Linked DNA regions of Homo sapiens: region 2 is linked to region 1. A link is a contact called in ENCODE Hi-C or POLR2A ChIA-PET data. All regions are on one chromosome and are shown on one strand. Each heading gives the region's core, a stretch centred on a gene start or an enhancer-like site at or near the end of the contact. The rest is flanking DNA. Distances are from core to core; before and after follow the strand shown.

The links. A loop is a pair of places that touch in the nucleus more often than their neighbours do. ChIA-PET counts read pairs that join two places held with the same protein, here RNA polymerase II (POLR2A). Pooled maps may share reads with other maps.
Region 2: a loop to region 1 is called in a pooled map, with 5 times the contacts of the local background. The contact joins two enhancer-like sites. A Hi-C loop is called at or near these places in 2 of 50 pooled maps. POLR2A ChIA-PET finds 5 or more read pairs at or near these places in 2 of 52 experiments (HEK293 and WTC11).

Annotation. Positions count from the first base shown.
Region 1 is chr1:224,539,854-224,547,421 of GRCh38, reverse strand. It overlaps a transcript of CNIH3 not described here. Among named protein-coding and RNA genes, the nearest start is that of CNIH3-AS2, 73 kb to the left of the region's middle. Within about 2 kb of position 4,426, at least 5 of the 41 ENCODE cell types and tissues checked have a DNase peak (open chromatin) inside an H3K27ac peak, as active enhancers do.
Region 2 is chr1:224,734,338-224,741,905 of GRCh38, reverse strand. It overlaps CNIH3 (cornichon family AMPA receptor auxiliary protein 3), which reads right to left. Exons shown (of 6, transcript NM_152495.2): 5 at 7,200-7,343; 6 at 1,352-2,577. The coding sequence ends at 2,550. Among named protein-coding and RNA genes, the nearest start is that of CNIH3-AS1, 7.5 kb to the right of the region's middle. RefSeq lists enhancers at 4,665-4,714, 5,065-5,124, 6,599-6,668. Within about 2 kb of position 4,915, at least 5 of the 41 ENCODE cell types and tissues checked have a DNase peak (open chromatin) inside an H3K27ac peak, as active enhancers do.

The DNA.
Region 1 (7,568 bases), core at 3,177-5,676:
AGGGGTAATATCTTTTTTCAGATATTATGAATAATATCACAGGGTATATAGCCACTGTGATATTAGGGGTAAGATCTCCTTTCAGATATTACGAATACTGTCACAGGGTGTACACCCACTGTGATATTTGGAGTAATATCTCCTTTCGGATATTATGAATGATATTACAGGGTGTACACCCACTGTGGTATTAGGAGGAATTTCTGGCATTATTTCCAGATTAATTGAGAATTACAGGGCCCTCTTTATTCTTCCCCAGTCATCTGCCAAATTGCCAGAGAAGCTGGAACATCTCCAGTTGTTAGGAAATCTTGCAATTTTGGAGATAATATTCTTTTGTTCATTCAGCCTCCAGCATGGAGACAACCTTGCGTGTATGCACACAGGTGGGCCCATTAGGTACTCACTCACCCATCTTACCACTACCAATTACTACTTCAAAAGTCCTAATTCAGTGGTTGAGTGTCTTGTTTCTGGCTTACCATAGTCACAGTCTTTGTCACTAAAAATATGTGCTTCTTCCAGCACCTGCTGTGTCCCATGTCAAATGGCCCCATCATCATCTCTTCAGGAAAGGTGTTCCATGAGGATCACTGGAGGACAATGAGGGAGATACAGACTTGAATGGTTTTATTTGTCAAAGCTGAGGCTCTGCTGACCTTAGAGTTTCATTAAAGTTGGAAGATACATTTTGACAACTCACAGAAGGCATGAAAAATAGGTGCTTCCTGGAGCAGTGGGTTGGATAAGGGTATTTTACATAAATTTTCTCTGGGACCCATGATTATAAATTTGCTAAACCAAGTGACACACACTGGGTCAGAATGGAACTCCTCCCTTTTCTTTGTTCTCCACTTCTCACCAAGGCATGAGACTCCAGCTCCACCACACCTCTGTGACCTCTCCTCCTAATTTCCCCTGACGCTGCTCAGCATTCATTACCCCCTCCAGGTTGACTACAACGTGCTGGGCTGTCTAACCTCGTGTCTCTCCTAATTCATGCTAACTGATGGCACCACAGTGCAGTTTGGAGGCTGGGTGTCTTGGGAGAGCGGGAAGTGCAGCATCTTACTGTGTTCTATTGTCATTTTTGTTTGCAAACCATTTCAGTTCTCCCTGTAAGCCTTCTGGAAATTAACAGCATGGGAGATATAACTTCATATATTGGGATTTCCGTTTGAGAAAAACTTCCATAAAAGTTGTATCCAAACATACAAGAATGAAACAAAGCTTGCTGCTTTGGTGTTAGGGACTGAATTGTGTTCCCTTAAAATTCATGTGTTGGAAGTCCTAATCCCAAGTAACTCAGAATGTATCTGCATTTGGAGATAAGGTATTTAAAGAGGTAATTAAGTTAAAATGAGGTCATTAGGGTGGGCTCTAACCCAGTATGACTGGTGTCCTTATAAGAAGAGGAGCTTAGGACACAAACACACAGAGAAACCCTGGGAAGCCACCTGCAAACCAAGGAGAGGGGCCTCGGGAGAAACCAAAGCTGCCAACACCTTGATGTTGGACTTCCCAGCCTCCAGAACAGGAGAAAATCCGTTTCTATAGTGAAGCCACCCAGTCCGTGGTATTGTGTTACAGCAGCCCTAGCACACTAAGCCACATAGTAATTTTTAATGTTGCAAAAGCCAAATAGTGACTAGAAGCCTGATGTTCAAGCTGATTCAGGGGAAATTACCCTCTTCATCACACTTTGTTCAAGGCCACAAGTCCCTGACCCAGACTCTTTATTCACATAAATCCCCTCCTCTGTGCCCCTTCTTCCTCCGCCAAGAACTTAATGATGTTTGTTCTTACAGCCACTGCCTTTATATCCTTCCTATGGCACCTAGTCTTCCAACCCGACACCTAAGCTTAATGTGACCTGAAAAGAGGAGGGACACACAGACTTGCATGTTCATGCTGAGGGGCAGGAATTCTGAAAGGACTAGAATGCCTGGGAATTTGGGTAGCCTAACTGATACTGTTGTGAAATACGTATTTTTAAAGATGATGAGAACTCATCTAAAAGCTCATTTCTCACTCCAAGTCTCACAGTTCATTGTAGACTCTGAACGTTATAATAGAAAGGGACTGAATTAAGATGAGAGAAGAGACAAGGGTGAAGGATGGGCAGAAAGGCAGAGCTGTTTGAAGCCGTTCATTGGTTCAACACACATTTGAGTCCCCACCATGTGTAGGAGCTACAGGTATGGTGGACAGCAAAAGCTACACAGTCATTGCCTTTGGGGAGCTTCTGCACACATAGGAGATACACACATACGTTTGTACATATACATTGCAATATGCAATCACAAACTGTAGGAACTTCTATGAGAAGAAAGTGCCAATGGCTTTGAGAGTGAGCTCAGCGTGATCTGCTCTGGTATCAGGGGCAAGGAAGGCTTATCTGAGCAGGACCTCTGAGTTTGTGCCACATGGAATCCATGGTCTCTTAGCTAACACTCACCCCACTCTACTTCCTCCCTCAGGCCAGAAGCCTGAAGACTACATTTTCCAGACTCATCTGCCAGCTGATTATGCTCATGGGAGGCAGTGGCAGGATACTGGAAAGTAGGAGGCAGGGAGAAGCCATGTGTTTTCTTGATTCTAGCAGTGACAGCAGCAATAGCAACAGCAATAGTGACAGCAGTGACAAAAGCAATAATGGTGGTGGTCGTAGTAGTGCCAAGAGTAACTGAGAGCTCTTGAGTTCCTCCTTGGGCAGTCAAGTTCCATCAGCAGCAGCCTCAGCAGCACAGCGGTCATGGGCTCTGGTGACATGGTGTTCGCTTCTGTGCACTCAGCCCTAGAGGTGGAGTGGCGTCCTAAAATTACCAATCTTTGAGTCATTTTGCCTTCCTCTTTGTTCTCCCACCATTCCAAGACCTCTGTTACCAATTTCCTGAATTGAACTCCCTATTTTAAAAACATAGAGCAGTTTTGCTTCCCTGAATAAACAAAATATTCCTAAAATAGCTCCAGGAAACTGATTCAAAGATAGGATCTGGGATTGATTATCTGAGTTGGCGTGCATGAGATGATGACCTCAATGCCAGTGGAAAATAAGATACTGGTAGTCCATGGGATGCTGTAGCAAATTGTTAGTTAAATTATCACTGCTGACTGCTTGAGATGAAGTGCATATGGAAGGTAAGGCTTCCTTCTCCCTGTGGAGACCAAGTGGTGATTGCAACTATTTTGGAGGGAGCAATAAATATAAAGACTCTGAATGAACTGACTATTTCTGAATGCACTGGTGAGTTCACAGAAAGAAAACTACAAACTTGGGGCTTAAATATCTCAGCTAATGCCATGGTCCAAGAGCCAAAAAGCTTTGATAACAGCACAGAAAGAACCTCTTATCTCTTAACAGCCAAAGAGCCAATTTAGCTAAAAAGACAGACCTAGAATCTGATCCTGTAGGTTGCAGAATTATAATGAACAGACCCACCCAGATCTCTTATGTGACCTATGAGTGTATAATCAATCAACCAATCCAGTTACTGCTGTAGGTCTTGGGTATAAAAGTGAACCAGACCAACAGTACTTCTACCCTCAAAGAAGTCCACACAAAGATCTGGAAGAAAGGTATTCCAAGCAGAGGAAAGAGCAAGTGCAAAGCACTGAAATGGAGTCAGCTTGGTGTGTGCGAGGGACAGAAGAAATGTCATCCTGGAATGCAGTGCATATGGAGGAGAGTAGAGGGAGGTAAGGCCAGGGAGACAGGCAGGAAGCAAGTCTGGCAAGGTCACTGCAGGCCATTGTGAACACTTGTTTTATTCTGGTCTAATAAAAACCATTTGGAAGTGCTAAGCAGGTGGTGTAATGCAATACAATTCTGACACTAACCACCCAGAGTCAGCACTGACTCCACAAGCCAAAAGGCATGGTCTCCAACAGCACTGTCCCTATTTAGAAACCAGCTGCAAGTTTGAGGGTCTTCAGACCACCCACACTTCTGACCAACTAGCTACAAATTCTAAGATTTTCATGGCCCCCTCAGGTTTGTTAATTGTTAGAATGACTCACAGAACTCCCGTGAACTAAAGTACGCAGGAGAGTACTGGTAATTACAGTTTTATGATAAAGGATACAAATCCGAAGCAGGCAAACAAACAGACACACAGGGCAAGATCCAGAAGGATCCCACACATAGAGCTCCTGTGCCCTCTTTCCCCATAGAATCAGGACGTGTCACCCTCCCAGCACCAACCAGGAAGCTCCACTAAACTTCTGTGTTGAGTTTCTATTAGAATTTCGTTACCCAGGCATGTTTCAATGAATTATTGGCCCACATGATTAGACTCAATCTCCAGCTTCCCTCCCCTCTCCAGAGATCCGGCTGATATCACATAGCTCAAAGCTCCAACCTTCTAATCTCATGGTTGGTCTTTCTGACTCAGCCTACCCACATCCTGAATCTTCTCATTTGCAGAAGCTGTCTAGAGGCCTAGCATGAGTCACCTCATTAGCATAAGCAATCAGGACCCACCATGGATAACAAAGACAACTTGGAAAATTCCAATGGTATTAGAGTCTCCATGCCAGGAACTAGGACAAAGACCAGAGAAATTATTATACAATAGCAGGAGAATATCATAATCTGAGTTAAATTTTAGAAAGATCACTGCAGCTACTATACGGAGGGGTTGACGAGAAGAGGCAAGAGTGGAGCTTACAGTGGCATTCTAACTGGACTGTTCCTAGGAAGACACCTTGGCTGTCTTTGGGCTGCCTAATCTCTCTTGGTCCATTCTCCAAACCTGGTTCCTAGCCTTCTCATTGATCCTATGAGCTACATCATATCCTTAGAGTAAATATTTTCTGCTAAGTTAACTAGAATTTGTTTCTGCTATTTTCTACCAAGTACTCTATTACATACACTCTTTCTCTTTCTACCATGAGGCTGCCATAGTTTCTCTTCCAGAAAATAGAATGTGGCTATTCTATTTCGTGTTCCTAAGTCACATGTTCCATCTTCAGACACCCACACTGGTTTTCAGTTCCATTTCCAAATTCCTAGGGAAGAGAGTTTGATCATTCCATTTTAGGTCATAGGTACTCTGTTAGTCCAATCAAGTGTGGCTAAGAAAGCAGGGTCATGTAGTACAAAATCGTTGCTAGGGCTTCATTGCCCAAAATTATTGTTACGTAGAATAGACACCCCAAATGTTGCTTCCTACAAATAGATGGAATTTAAGTAGCCAAGGAGGAAAAAGAATGAATTTTAAGAAGGAAAACATGAATTGATGATGCATAGAAGCTGGAATGGTTGTGGCATTTTCAAACAATAGGAAAGATTCTGGCCAAACCAGAGCAGAGGCATCTGATAGGAAGTGGAGGAGGTGTGGGCTTGACTGGGAAGTGTGAAGCCATTCTATGGAGGCCCTGAACATCCGGCAGAAAAGTTTCAACGTGTGAAGAAAATTGGAAGCCACTGGACTTGTCTTGGCTGGGGAAGATTCTGAAAAGTATTATCTAAACAGCAGTAGCAAGTTGAATTGGAGGGGCCATGAGTTTTGGAGTCCATTGGAGGTGATGCTTACAAAGAGTGAGAGACATTAAGATTTTTTAAAAATAAGATAAGATACAGTCGTTTTCTGTGTATGGAAAATGAAAGAGAAATAAATCATAGTTATGCTCACAAAATTAGTTAATGACAGAGTACCATGAATTGCAAAGCTATAAACACCCAATTTGTGAATCTTCTCTAAAAAAGAATAGCCAGTTGCATACAGAGCTCTTTCTGTGCTTGTTCCTCTGGTAGCCTCTACCCTTTGAGAAGCAATAGCATGGCTTGGGACTGCAAAGAACTCTCAAATCTAATGAATAGCTTCTTTCTTCTTTAGGAAATCATGCATTTTTGCTGACTCAGCTCAGGGTAACCACTATAGGAAATTTATTTTTAATATGCATGCACATCCTTTTTAAGGGCCTTTTCTCCCTCTTTCCTCTTATCTAACTTTTGCTCAATTATCTCAGAAGAAAATGTCCCATTTTGTCCCCTTTTTCTTCCATTTGTAAGCCAAAGAAAAATGACCCTAATCATGTATGATAAGCCTAAAGTAGTGCCAGTGATACAACCATATGAGGAAAAAGGAAAGCCATAAATTTGGAAGTGACACTTAATGTCATAAAGAGCCAGTAACATCAAATTAGAAAGTCCTGGAAAGGGCCCAAATTTCCCTTCGGAATCTCCACCACGGTACTCATCTATATTTTCAGCCCTTAATTAAATCTGCTTTCCGCTGTGCTTTTCATTCACCATTTAGTAAAAATGAAAACCTTTCTTAATAAATTTCAGAGATGGGAGATTAAATTACTTACATACATGCCAATACAGCAATGGAATTTTTTACTTAATTTTTTCTTGTAAATACATCATATGGCATCAATATAAATGAGTATGAATGACTTTAGTGGGCTAATCTGGGTACCCACCTGCATTTATAATACCATTTTTATAAGAAAATGCGTTCTATCTTCAAGCAAACAGACTTGCAGGCTGATTTCTGGAAATCTAGTTTTCGAAAGTTGAACACTGTTTAATTCTATAAAAATATTCTAATGAGAAATGCAAAATTGTATAATTACTTTAAGTATGAAATTGTATAATTATTTTAAGTCCAATAATGGAGAATTCCAACATGCAAGTTTAATGCATGTGACTTCCTTTTCTCACCACTTAATTGGTTTTGGTAAGCAGCCAGTTCTTTATTTGTTGTTCTTAAGCTGTCATTACAAATTCTGCTAGCTTACAGGGTAAAAAAACATGAGCTGGAGGTAGGGGTTTGGCTGCATGAGTTTTCTAAATATATTTATTAATGCTTCTTAAATTATCTTCAAAGCTGGGTATCTCCCTCAGTTTGCAGCATCTTGTCACTTGGTTTAGAACCACGATCTCACTTTAATGTCCATATAGCCAGATGCAGCTGCATTTATTTACATTTTTTAAATGAATGAAACTTTTAACTTGTTGACATATTGGAGAGTCTAAAAATGTCCCATTTAAACTCATCCTCACAACTACATCCGCATGGGTGGCTATTGAATTAGCCCCACTTTGCAGCAGAGCTGATTTTCAAGAGAAATGTTTGAGTAAAATTGAAGGGTTTAGAAAGCCTTATTATTGGGTGACACAGAAGAAACTACTTTGGTTGCATTTCAAGTTTCCAACTGAAATTTCAAGTCAGGGCCATGAGACAAAACCACAGGAGCAAAATGAAACGAGAGTGCAGCTGCATTTCCATGTAAGTTGGCCCGTAGGATACTTCCCCAGGAACTAGATGATTTTCTTTTGAACTTTTAGCTACGGTGAAGAAAGATCAGAAATTTTGAAGCTATGAGACATACTTCAAGGCCAGCCTCCCAATTACCCACGTTGTGTGCTGTGAATAGTACCCATTCATTCATTGATATTTATTGAGAGGCTTACTATGAGTAAAGCTCTGTGTGATCAATGTTACACGAATACAGAAAGGAATAAAATTCAGTGCACCCTCAAGGAGCTTACAATCTGGAGGGAAGGCAATTAACTATAATATAAAGCATATAGTACTTCTCAGAAGAAGTACTAG
Region 2 (7,568 bases), core at 3,666-6,165, 190 kb before region 1:
CTGTGGCTCTCTGCAAGTGACTCCTCTTCTCAGTTTCCTCATCTATAAAAGAGAGATCATATCCACCTTGTGGTACTGTCATGAGGATCAGGGAAAAGCATATGAAGCATCTAGATCACTGCCAGGTGCCTTGGTTTATAACTGTCATTATTTGGCCACTTCTTCGTAGCATCAAGGCCTTGTTCTGCGCTACTTCACCTAGGGAAGACTCACCTTCCCTGAGGCTCCCTAGTTCTCTCATGGGTGACGTGGGGACGAGAACAGCTAACCTGCTGTGCATGATCACTGTGAGGGGTGGGTGAGGTCACCCCGTGAGCATTTAACACAGTGCCTGGCGCACAGCACGTGCCCCATCAACTGTGCCCTTTACTCTTATCTTTATCATCATGATTAGCTTCTCCCAGGAACTGAAAATTCACTGAAACTCCCAACAGATCACGAGAATTACTTCCCAATCACAACTTGTCGGAGGGAAATATCTGGATGTTTCTCTTTCATAAACATAAGAGCTGTCAGGCCAGTGGCAGTGGCTTAGCCTATAATCCCAGCACTTCGGGAGGTGAAGGTGAGCAGATTGCTTGAGTCCAAGAGTTTGAGACCAGCCTGGGCAACATGGCAAAACCCCATCTCTACAAAAAATACAAAAATTAGCCAGACATGGTGGTGTGCACCTGTAGTCTACTCGGGAGACTGAGGTGGGAGCAACACCTGAGCCCAGGAGGGTCAAAGCTGCAGAGAGCCATGACTGCACTACTGCACTCCAGCCTGGGCGACAGAGTGAGACCCTATCTCAAAAAAAAAAAAAAAAAAAAAGACATTTCTACTTCCATTTTAATGGTCTTTGTGTACTTGTGTCTCCTATTATGAGCCACTACAAATCTTTCTGAAAGAAGACAGAGTATAGAAACAAAACAGCTCCATGGTGAGAAGTAACACAGACCATTCACCTTCTACATCCAGTTGCATTTGCAGGACGGCTGTGCGATTAGATTAGCGTCTGCAGCCTGCCATCCAAGGCTTGCCTCTCTGGATGAGGGTCACTAGTCTTCTCAGGAATGAAGCCAAAGCCAGGCCCAAGCAGCCGAAAGGTAACTCTATCCCTAACAACAGTTACCTGGTCGGTAAAAAGGGCATTGGCCAAGAGGAAGCCTTCTCCCAAAATCATCACCTCAAATTCTCCAGTTTTATACCATAAACCTCAGAGTAAAAGTCTGCATTTTGTTTTCCACAGAATTTTTAGCAGCATGATGCCTTTTTGAAAATTTGCCTTTTCTTCCTATCAGTTTTCCAACCATATGTAGACAAATTCAGCTGTAATGGTTGAAATGAGAGAGCCAGTTAAGTGAGACACTCAAGTTGTCGCTGCATTTTAATAAACATAGCACACAATGTGTTGCTACACAAACACCATTCATAAACCTGAGTCACAGGTTTCAGATGGGAGCTGGGGACGTGTATAAATAGCCTGTGTATGTTAAACAGTAGAAAAGAAAAGAAGTTTGGGGAATAAGGTCAAAATCATTGTGCCCAATTTAAACATCATAAAAATCTCAGCCTTGTCATTATTTACAACCCCCAGCATAACTCCCACCCAAAAGAGAATGCCAAACGGAAAATTCTAAATAAGATGATGTCCTCACGTCGACCTAAACAGTACAAATGATGCAGCATCATAAAACAAAGTTATAATTATGTTGTCTCACTTCCTGGCTGCCGGATGCCCACGGTACAGAGCAGCCACTCCACAGGATTTTCTGAGCTCTGAGCTGTCTGGGGTTTTTGTAAGAACATAGCTTTGACTAGCATTGACCAATTGATTTGCATTTAAAGACTCTGTGATGGTTTGAGGTGGCAAAAGAAGAATACAACTTGTGTGGTGGAGAACTAACACCTTGATCATGTTGCAAACGTTTCAAAAATGCATTTTTCCTATATTCACCCCTCCTCAGCTGAAAATAGCCCAGCAGGCTCAAGGCTGGTTGCAGCTGAAGACAAATCCCACACACCCTCCAGCCCCTCCCATTTGAGAAAAAGGGCATGGCCATGGCTTGGAAGAAAGGCAACAAGAGTCTTGGGCAGCCAAGACATTCTCGAGGCTTTCAACAGGTCCCTGCAGACTTGGCCTTGACTCTGGGTCATTCTGTTCCTTAGCAAGCACCTTGTGGCCTTCCAGCCTCCGCTCCCAGGAACTCATTTGAACTTGCAAGGTGCTGTTCAATGAAGTGGATTCAGGAAGCAGCAATTCTCTCTCAGGAGAGGTCTAGTGTTTCGTCACCTACTCCCCCACACCACTGATGCTCAGAAGGGCTCTAGGACCCCGTGTGTGGAATTCGAATGCCAAAGATTGACAAACAGGGTGACACAGACACGCAGGGTTAACTCGGCTCCCAGCTGCTGCGTGATTCCAGCTCCCATTCAGTCTGACTGCCTGCCGGGTCTATTTCTCACGTATCCTCATTCTGGTCCCTCCTCCAGTCACCAGCAGAAATGCACCTCTCCGTCTCAGGCCTCTCCCATCTCAGTCTCTGATGATGTGCATGGTCTTTGCGTTAAGAGCTCACTAAAGTGTAGATCATGCTGAATGCAAAAAAAAAAAAAAAAAAAAAAAAAGAGAGGAAGGTGTTAGTAGAAGCCCACAGAGGACTCAGGCTGCCCCTCAGGAGAGGGACCTTCCAGAGGCCAGACCCCTTGGCTTCTCCCTCATTCCTGTCACTACAGCATCTCGCCAACTCCACTACTGTGCCCCTTCTACTTCCCACAACACTGGAATAAAAATTTTTTGGGAGAGCATATTGTATCCCTTGGATAAAAGATGTGAAAGCTCTAAGTGCCTATTATCATTCTCATCAGGATGATGATTATGGTTGTTTTCCTTTTTGTGCAATTGCAGGGCAGGTCTGGGGGTGGAGGTGGGGGTGCAGTGGATTCTTTATGCCACCAGCTGCCATGTGCTTGCATGATGGCTGTGTCCAGGGGCTCCCAGATGATGCTGGATAATACGGTAGTGCTGGGGGAAAGATCATCATCACTACTGCAAAGGCCAGCGTGGGAACATAAGCCCTCTGGGCACCAGAACTCAATGAATTCTTGATTGGGTAACTCCCTGGCCCTCTTATTTTTAATGGACTCCAGGAATTAAACATGCATTAAAAGTGTGTGACCTAAAGTATTGCCCCAATACTACTAAGAGTGGGGTGAAGGGGACATGTATCCCTGTGCGCTTAGTAAGGGCTTCAGGGTAATTTTGCAAGGCTGAGGAATGATCTGCACCAAAATATACCTCTTTGTCTATTTCGCAGAAAAAGAAACCAACTATCTTTTCACATTATAGTGAGAAAAAAAGATTCATCTAAGAAGTAAAACCAAAGGAAAGAAATGAAAAGGTTTGACTTCTAACCCTTTGCAGCTGTGGATGCCCAATGAGCTCCTCTGAGTAGCTCAAGTTCCATCTTCAGGAACCTCACACACCTCATGTACACAGAGAACCACTGGTCAGACCTGGAGCAAGAGGGACTTACTCTACTTGGGGAAGCTGAGGGCCAGATGAGGAGTGACAGCAGGGCGAGAAGCCACATTCTAACTCCAAAGCCAGTGCTTTTTGCATAACAGTACTAAGCCTCAAGTGGATACCTTTGTTTACTCACTTTCATTCGTTATGCCAGACACTATTCTCAGTGCTGGGGAAAATGGTGAGTGTGCAGCCCCAATTCCTGCCTTGAGGAAGCATACAGCTAAGCTGTAACAACAAACCACGAGGATTCAGTGAGTGCCAGGCACGGGCCAGGACACTGCAGACGCAGAGGTGAATGAAACCAACATGGTCTCCAGTGTCAAGGAACAAGTAAATCATAAATAACATAGATGGAGAGAAATAAACCTGAGGAGGAACAGGCATGATCCAGAATAACCACGCAGGAGGGTGGTCCTACTACTTCAGGTCGGAAAAAAATCTTTCTACAGAGCAGACACTGTTCACACTGGGCTCACTAGCTAGTATTAGTATCTGCATTAGCTAGTCCCCTTCTAACACAACCCTCAAATATCACCTGGTCCACAAGGCAACCTGAGAAGTGGGGTGATGGGTGCCATGCGGTTCAAACAGGATAGAAGAAAGAGCACAGGCTCTGAAGCCAGATGTTGCTAATTATTAGCAGGGACCTGAGACACATTTCTTAACCTCTCCGAAGTCCTCAGGAGCCCCTCAGGGAGCTCAAACTATAAACTATCAACCCCGTCTTCCCCGCTGTTGTGTGGGTCTCTAGCCCTGAGCTCAGTTCAGACATGGCTCTGCATACACGAGTCCCCTTCCCTCCCTCCCACGGTGGCCTGCGCTGACGCTGCTGTGCTCTCCACCAGCTCCGGATCTGAGGGGCTGGCAGCTCCTAAGGTGGGAGAAACAGAGTCTTTTAAGCAGCCCCAAAGAGCACCAAGGGGCCAGATTCAACAAAGAATGTGGGTGCCCGTGGCGGCCACCCAGGGTCCCAGTGAGGCTGCAGGAACTGTTTCCAATTTTGTTTTAGAAACAGAGTGATTAACACATGTATCATGAAGGCAGGGCCAAACTGAAGTAATGAATTAGAGGACAAACAGTCAAACAGACTGTCTGGAACACACTCGGTTACAGAACAATCACACCCATCTAACCGAGAGGAGCTGCCAAGACCTCCCTACCCCACCCCCTCCCACCCCCGCAGCGGAGCACGCACAGCCGCTTCCCTCCCTGTGAACTCATATGGCTTCTTCCCTGCGACGCCTCGGCTCCAGCAGTTACTGCAACAAAACTGAAATGAGGGAAAGTCTCGCCTCTGTCTTCATCCACACTGAGGTGGATCCCAGGCTAAAGGGGCAGGAGCTAATGAAAACAATGGTCTCATTCTGTTGGCTTAGAGGAGAGACAGTGCTGTCTCTGGGGACAGGCCACTCAGCCCATGACTCTGCAGAAGGGGAAGTCTGTGGCTCCACAAAGAAAGCAGGGTTGAGCACACTGCAGGGAAAAAACCTAACCTCCAAGGTGGCAAGTCCCTAAGCCCACGGCGGCTTTGTCCACACTCTGTAGGTCTCCCAAGACAGAAACCCATCTGACAAGCCTTTGGTTGTTAAATAGTTCAGACTTGGAGTCAGAAAGACTTAGGTGAACCCACTGGGCACCGTAGAAATCTCCGGAGGCTTCAAAGACCGTCAGGCTCCCTGCAGGCTGGAGCAGTAAACATCCCAGAGCACCCCACAGAGTCTGCGGACACTGGGGATGTAAAGGGGAGGGAAGGCAGAACCAAGTAGAATGCTCCAGAGCCACCAAGGTGTGCACCAAGATTGTCCAGAGAGCTTGTTTAAAACGCAGAGCCCAGCCCTGGAAAGTTTGAATAGGTAGCTATAAGCCCAGGAATCTGCATTTTTAAAAAGCACACCTTCCTCCCTTCCTTACCCCACACTTTGATGAAGACTTTTCTAGAGGTTTTCTAAGATAGCCAGCAGTTAAGAGCTACTGGGCACGGTGGCTCACGCCTGTAATCCCAGCACTTTGGGAGGCTGAGGCGGGTAGATCACATGAGCCCAGGAGTTCAAGACCAGCCTGGGCAACATAGCAAAACCCTGTCTCTACAGAAAAATACAAAAATTAGCCGAGCATGGTGGTACATGCCTATAATTCCAGCTACTCAGGAGGCTTAGGCAGGAGGATCCCTTGAGCCTGGAGTTCAAGGTTGCAGCAAGCTATGATCCTGCCATTGTAGTCTAGCCTGGGAGACAGAGTGATACCCTCAAAAAAAGAAAAAGGAAAAAGGAGTTCAGTCTTTGAAATCGGACTCAAGATGTACTACTTACAGCTGTGACACTAATAGCTGGAATTCAGGAAAATTATCTAACTTCTCAGATTCAGTTCATTTTTCATATGTGAGTGAGGATAGTATTTATCTTATAAATTGAGCGATACGTACAAAGCTCTGAGCACAAAGCCTGGCTCATTTTTAAATGTCAGAACTTTGGGAGGCTGAGGCAGAAGGGTCACTTGGGCCCAAGAGTTCAAGACCTGCCTGGGCAACACAGTGAAACCCCATCTCTACAAAAAATTTTAAAATTAAAAAAAAAAAATATAGCCGGGCATGGTGACACACACCTGCAGTCCCAGCTACTCAGGTTAAGGTGGGAGAATCACTTGAGCCAAGTTCAAGGCTGCAGTGAGCAGCGATGGCACCACTGCACTCCAGCCTGGGCAAAACAGTGAGACCCCATCTTTAAATAAAAATTAAAAAATAATAAAAAATAAAAAATGCTGGACAAATGCAGCCACATTCTGGCCTGCCACAGCCCAATCCAAACCTAGGGGTGGCGTGCAGTCCAACATCCCGACCCCTCCTCCTCTTCACCTGGCTGCTGTCAACCATGCCCTTTTGGAGACATCACCGGGAGGTTTGGAGATCACCATGGCCCTGCCACAGGTAATGATGGAATCGCAAGTGACAGGTGAGAGTCCCCAGAGATGAGCCAAAGAGGAGCAGGAAGGAGGAGGAGACATTTGCGGAAAAGGCACTCTCTGTGGTGTCAAACCACAAGACAGTCTGTTTATAGCTATCTGCTTAGTTAGGATGTTCTGAGCGGAGAGGTGAAAAGAAGGGACACTCCTGAAACAGGACTGCAAAGTCAGCAGGTTTTTCTTAATTGGAATGGTGTTATGTAATATTGGGAAAACTGTAAATGAAGCATTTAGCGACACAAAATGCCACTTTATGAACCGTGACAGCCACTGTGGGGCTGGGGTGGGGAGTTTGGGGCCTCTGTTATGGTTCCCAAGAATCCTTGGGGCAAGGGACAGTGAGGATGAGCCTGAGCCCCTGTGGCCACAGGCAACCTGCTGGGCTGAGCTGCAAAGTCGTGAGAGGCAGGAAGCCCTATAGGGAAGAAGGAGTAGCCAACTGCACTTCACCAGTTATCTCCAAAGGGATGTTGAGAGGGTGTTTTCACTGCGTGGCCCTAAGGATGTGCCGATCAGCAGGCAAGGCCTCCTGCAGGATCTCCTGCCCCCTTACTTGTTTATACAGAAGCCCTTGCTCCTGAGCCAGAGTCAGACAGCTGGGACTACACCTGAATGGCCATGACTCCCACCCTCGCACGCCATCTCCCAAAGGACGCCTCCCAGAGGCCAGCCTGAAATTCTCTTCCTTTTGCTGCAGGAGTCAAAACCACCAGGAGGGGCAGATACTCACCAGTAAAGGTAGTAGAAGAAGGAGAGGAGATAGAAGGCCAGCTTACACCAGGCCTCCTTCTGACAGTAACTCAAAGTGTCGGCATTCATGACCACCGGTGGGTCGTAGGCTAGTTCTGAGCTATCTGCTGGACAGTGGAAATACCTGCAGGGAGAGAGGACATCATTGTCTCTGAGGTCCTGGTACTTCTGGCGTAACCTGGGCAAACCCTTCCGATGCAGGGCTTCTGTCGAGCAATCCCTGCCAAGCAATTGCCTGCCTTCTGCCCAAATCACAGTTGAAGCACCGCTGAAGAGTGGCTCAGCCACTATCTTCCAGCAGGTAGTAAATCCCCAAATACTCCAATCCACTGGCATCATGGCAATTTCA